2 separate regions of the Homo sapiens genome follow, and region 2 is linked to region 1. Evidence: chromatin loops called from intact Hi-C (ENCODE). Cell type or tissue: Caco-2. All regions are shown on one strand. Each heading gives the region's core, and the rest is flanking DNA. Links, peaks and the distances in the headings are about the cores only. Region 1 overlaps MSI2 (musashi RNA binding protein 2). Region 2 overlaps MSI2 (musashi RNA binding protein 2).

The links. Peaks named below come from ENCODE experiments on the same cell type or tissue, not always from the same donor. Only the 100,000 strongest peaks of a DNase experiment are listed, where the experiment ranks them.
Region 2: it touches region 1 in a loop (2.2-fold over the local background); 4 of 110 quality-filtered maps call a loop at or near these places.

The regions. Positions count from the first base shown.
Region 1 is chr17:57,516,290-57,519,196 of GRCh38, reverse strand. All of the region lies in intron 6 of MSI2 (musashi RNA binding protein 2), which reads right to left. Among named protein-coding and RNA genes, the nearest start is that of MSI2-AS1, 91 kb to the left of the region's middle. In Caco-2, for the core only: no CTCF peak of the experiment used is centred there; DNase peaks (open chromatin) are centred at 396, 1,556 and 1,606.
Region 2 is chr17:57,443,514-57,446,420 of GRCh38, reverse strand. All of the region lies in intron 6 of MSI2 (musashi RNA binding protein 2), which reads right to left. Among named protein-coding and RNA genes, the nearest start is that of MSI2-AS1, 160 kb to the left of the region's middle. RefSeq lists a silencer at 2,101-2,170. In Caco-2, for the core only: no CTCF peak of the experiment used is centred there; a DNase peak (open chromatin) is centred at 1,261.

The sequences.
Region 1 (2,907 bases), core at 184-2,683:
GGACTATGCCAAGGGAAGGCCACTAACAGAACCAGTGTGCCCTTGGGGGAGCAGTCCCAGGAGGCCCTATCTCAAGACTAAGCCAGGGAAGGCAGAGTCTCCCGGTGAGAGGTAGGACTGGGTGGGAGCTCCATTCTGGCTGAGCTTGCAAAGCCGTGGGCCCAAGCACCACCCTGGAGAGTGGGGCAGCAGGCTGTCACTGGGGATATCTGAGATGGGGTGTAGAGAGGAGGCGATGAGGGAAGGGGAGAGAGACACTGAGAGAGAGAGCTGTTTGAGGAGCAGCAGTTGGATCCGGCAGGCTTGACAGCTGTCACATGGAAATGGCATCTGGCCTAACGGCCTCTCGTGTGAGGCTCCTTCAAGTGGCGGCTGCTGTGCTCTGGAAATCCAGGCCCGTGTTCAGCACTGATTGTGAGTGCGTGCGTGCATGTGCTGGGGGAGGGGAGTGGCAGGCAGGCTGCTGAACTGCTGAATGCTCCCTTCTCCCCCTCTCCAGCCTCTCCCCATCAGGCCTCACCTACCATGAAAAAGGCCCAAGCCTGCCAGCTCCAGAGGAGAGAGGCAAATCATTTAGGGGAGCACTGATGTGCCGGAACACTCTCTCACATTCCCATTAAACAAATACTAAACTGCTAATTGCCAAAATGGATCTCCACGACTCTGACCGAACCAGGGAAGGGTTTATAATTACCAAGTGTGAAAATGCACAGCCTGTAAATAGCCACCTCATCTGTCCTAATACGGGCTGATATTGATGGGCATGAAATAAACATCAGGACAAATGGAAAAATCATCCACATCTCCTGTGGCCAATGCAGTCTCGGATGGTGACAAGCGTAGCTGCAGCCATACGCCTGGGGAGGGGAGGGGGAGAGGAGAAAGGAGTTTTGTAGGCTTGGAAAATCTTGGTTCCAATCCCAATTTTAATCCCATGGGCCATCTGCACCTTCTTTCTGTCTGGAAAACAGGGAGGGTAAATAACATGGCTTGATAATGGGATGAAGGGCTTGCCTACATTTCAGAAAGGCCAGGGGCCCCAGTGCAGGGAACTTCTGAGGGCATCAGCTTTCAGGACAGGGCTTCAGACATCTTCCACCCTGCTCTCTTTAAGACTGGCTGATGAAAAAAGAAGACTGAGGGAGAGGGAGAGCTCTGCCAAGGTGACACATTTATTCATTAAACTAATATTTATTAAAGCTCTTTTGTCTGACAAACACGCAGAGTTGGTTGCAGAGCACAGATGAAAAAATGTGTGTTTAGAATGACCTTTGGGCTCTCTGACACCCCTGTACTACGGTGCCTCCCCATCCCCCACCATCTCTTTCTGCCACTCTGATGGGAGGTGGACTCTGGTCTGTTGGGTCCCAGAGCCCCACCACTTTTCTTGGCCACAACAGAGGAGGGGCAAGGGGATAAGCCAGAGGTCACGGAGTAGCTGCAGGTTTCCCAAGCCCCAGGCCCTTTTCTCTCCACCAGCCCTTTGAAGGTACCAGCCTTTGATTCCAATGAACTCAGCCAGATCTTGGAGTGCATGTTGGTAACCGAGGGAGAGAGGAAGTTCCATTTGCCTCAGAATCACAGACTCAGGAGTTAGAAGTGACCCAAAGGTCACCTTTCCACTTCCCGCCCAGTACAGGAATCCCTTCTCCAAGACTCCTTTGAACCCTTCGTGGAGCTTCAAAAGCTTGGAGGAGCATCTCTGCCCCGCCCTCTCGGACAAGCTGCTCAGGCCTGAATTCAGCAGCAGTAGCACTTAGATGCCTGAAATAGCAGCCTCCTCTGATCCCCAGCAATTCTGGCACAAGGCAGAATTCTGCGAACTGTATAGCATCAGGCACCCGAATCAGCGCACTCAGCACCACTCAGCCCCAGAGTTTCTTCATGGGGCTTTGATGACATCCAAGGAAGTTCCTGCTCCTTCCCCTTTGGGCTGCCTGGCAGCCAATCTCCCCAATCCCCTTATCCCTAAAGTCATCCCTAGAGTCCCATGGGTTTCCCAGTCCTGGTCCTGACCCAAAGACCCTGTCAAAAATTAGCAAAATGAGGGAAGGTCTGAACTACCGACTGTTTTTAGAGGAATTCTAATTTGCTACTTTTGAATTCCGAAACTGTCTTCAAATAATGGCTAAGAAAATGCTGCTGAGAACAAACTTCAAGTGCAGCAACAGGCTGAGAGATGCAGTCACTGGGCAAAGTTACTTCTTGTTCAGGGAGGATCATAAACTCTTCAAGGCAGAGAGGATAAAAAGGATATGAGTCCAGTCCACTCATTTTCTAGAGGAGCAAACTGGCTGTAAGCAATTCAGCGGGTACAGTTGAAGCCACAGTTACAGAATAAAAGAAACTTGGCATGCCATCACACATCCTGGGTTCAAATCCCACTCCATTTCCACTTACGCATGATCTTGGGCATGGCTTTCCAAAGCAGCTCAGCTTCCTTGTGTGTAAAAGGAACACGTGATCACTGTTAACCTTCACCCCAGCATTGAAAAGTAGAAACTATTGATACAACACGCAGGAAAGCATTTGGCCTGTGGCAAATGACTACCCTATGCTATTACCAGAATGCATTCCAGCCCCGGCATGCACAGATGCTCAACAAATATCTGTTGGATGAGGACTGCATAATGGGATAACAGACTTTGTATTGATAACTACAAAGTTGTGAAATCAGTACGGATGAGTGAGGTTTAACTTTGTAAGTGTACCCGGCTTGATGTACTGTGATGCAATGGGTCGCATGCAAATAAACCATCTTTTGGAAACACAGGGGGAATGGACAAACAAACCATTCCATTCCATTCCTACAATGGAATACAGCTGGTACACAACTGGTGCACAACTGACCAGAGGGATCATACCAAGTGAAAAAGTCAGTATCAAGGCTGTATTACATACTGTATG
Region 2 (2,907 bases), core at 240-2,739, 73 kb after region 1:
GCTTCTTAGGGCACTGCGAATTCTTCCTTCCGACCATCCCCTGGCAGAGCCCCATGATCTGGTCCTGCCACCTCGCTAACCTCATCTCCCCTCATTTGCTCACTGTCGCCAGCTCCCCCTCCTTCCTTCTGTTCCCTGAAGTCACAAAGCTCCTTCTTGCCTTGGCAACTGCATGGGCTGTGCGTTCTCCCTGTCCTTGGATGATCACTTGCCCCAGAGATGCCTCTCTGAAGGCTATGCCTAAATCGACACCCTCACACACACCCCACCCCACTCCCCAGTCCCTCTGCAGCCTAACACTTTCTTCCATTTCCTCTGCACCGATCGGTATCAGTAAGGAGTGTGTTCGTGTATTTGTCTTCTCATTTCCAGTCTGACTCCCCATTAGATTACAAACTTCATGAGAGCAAAGAGCTTGCCGTCTTACTCACCTCTGTATCCCCAATACCCGGAACAGTGCCTGGCAGAGACAGGGCATTCCTAAACATTTGTCTCGTGAATCAACGAAACTCATTCCGTCACAGAACAAGGTTTGCTCTCCTAAGCCCCTAGAATAGCGTTCCATATTCTGAAAAATGGCCTGGTTCTGCTGAAGGAAGCCCAGGAAGCACATAGAACGGGGCACACTTTGGAATTCGGGGAGACACCTCCGGGGAACACTGGTAAGTACTCGGTATGAATTCACAAAAACTAGTTGCATGTTAATATATGCTGCCCCCTCCTTAAACGGCTTATAAACACTGTAATTTTCCTCACTAAAACATTGTCTAATAGAACCAACTCCCCTAATTACAGACGTTTGTATGCATTATAATCTTTATACAATTAAACCTACTAAAAAGAATAAATGATTAAATGCACCCCCCCCCACCGCCCTGTCACTAACCCATCCCTCCCCTAACCACCAAAAAAACAAACAACACAACAAAAGACCCCAAAGGTGCTGAGGATACCATGTTGAGCTGTAGACAGACAAAAGTCCCAGGAAATTGAAATTCAGGCTGACACAGAACTTTGTCACTACAGGAGGTAAAGTCAACTTTCACCTTCAAACCCCAGCATCGGACAGCTCAGCATCTGACTTCAATGTCACATAAAAGGCTTGTATGTACAAAATGTCTCATTTCAGGAGCAAACATCTTCCTTCACACACTTCATCTCCAGACACAAACACGCGGCTTGGTGACCGAAGGAAGCTTTTCTGGGATCATCTCCTAAAAATTTCACAAACGCATTCCTGGCTCGGGGGTATTTACCAGGAAGTCTGCGGCGACTCCTCTGGAGCCAGGCAGGTTTAACTGATAAGTCTCTCTTTGGGACACTGGCAGTGCATCCTGGGGAAAACATCCATCATGGAATTTCTATGAAAAACGCCCAGATATCAGCTACTCTTCCTATGCTAACACTCCACTTTTTAAAAATTCAGCATTGTGAGGAGAAAAGGGGAACTATGCCCCGTGAATGCCAGGAGCTGAGATGGGTCCTCCTGTTTGAGTGCTGAAAGGGCCATCAGCACAAAGCCATGTTATCTAAACCCCTGAAAAGCTGGTGGTTGAAAAGGAAGAGCAGGCAGAGAGGCTTAATTATAGCCACAGAGCGGACACCTCCCCACCCCCCGCCAACCCCGGGCTTTCCTCTGGATGTGCCTTGGAAGGTTCCTTCTCCTACCTGGGCCACCAGGCCTTGGGCAACCAGAATAATCATTTCTGCCCTTCCAGGGACAAAGTTCTCCAGCAACAAAACAGGATGGCCTAGTGGAAAGATCTGTGTCATCTCATGGGCCCACAGTGAAGGGCTCTGGGCATCTTCTCCGTGCTGTGTTCTTTTTTTTTTTTCTTTTGAGACGGAGTCTTGCTCTGTCACCCAGTCTGGAGTGCAGTGGCACGATCTCAGCTCACTGCAACATCTGTCTCCCGGGTTCAAGCAATTCTGCCTCAGCCTCCCGAGTTGCTGGGATTACAGGTGCCCGCCGCCACGCCCGACTAATTTTTGTATTTTTAGTACAGACGGGGGTTTCACCATGTTGGTCAGGCTGCTCTCGAACTCCTGACCTCATGATCCACCTGCCTCGGCCTCCCAAAGTGCTGGGATTATAGGCGTGAGCTACTGTGCCTGGCCCGTGCTGTGTTCTTGCCTGTAAACTAGAGCAGATAATAGAATCTGCCTCCTAAGGCTGCTGACGGTGCACTGTAGACGCTGTGTGAGCAGTGGCTGTCATTATCAGACAAAGGATGCCTAGCCATGTGCAGGAATTCTGCAGGGTCACTCAGGCCTTGGTAATCTTGACCCTAAAAGGCCTCTCGAGTCCTTTCTAAAAAAGGGTTTGGGGTGAGGGGAATGGGGCAGAAGTCAGCAAGCACTTAGGTTCTCCCGTTTCTTGTCTTCTTCCCTGGCTCTGCCCCCATCCACCCCAAACCAAAGATGATGACCGGATGTCAGCTGCAATTCCTGAGAATCCGTTAGGGCATCTGACACAGACACCACTGGACTCAGGAGGAGAGAGGCATCTGCCCAGTTTTTGGTAAGGAAGAAAGCAAAGTGGCATCTGCTGAGGTTTACTGTCCCAGGCACGTTGCCCTGGGTGCTCACCCTGTCCTCAAAAGCCCCTAAGGTAGGGACAATGATGATCCCCTTTTGTCTCTGGAGGAACTGAGGTACAGAGAGGTGAAAAGCTTTGCCCAAGGACACAGCTAGTGAGTGACACGGTTCAGGCTGACCCCCTGACAAGCCTGTCTCACACGGGCAGAGCAAACACATTCAGGGGGCAGGGAGGAGATGGGGTTTTACGTGTCAGCTCAGCCCCTAACTTGCTCTTCGACCTGAGAGACCCCTCCTAGGCACCCAGTGCTCCCCTCTGCAGATGGGAGTTGGTTCTTCCAACCGTGTTCTATGGATCTGTGAGTCACC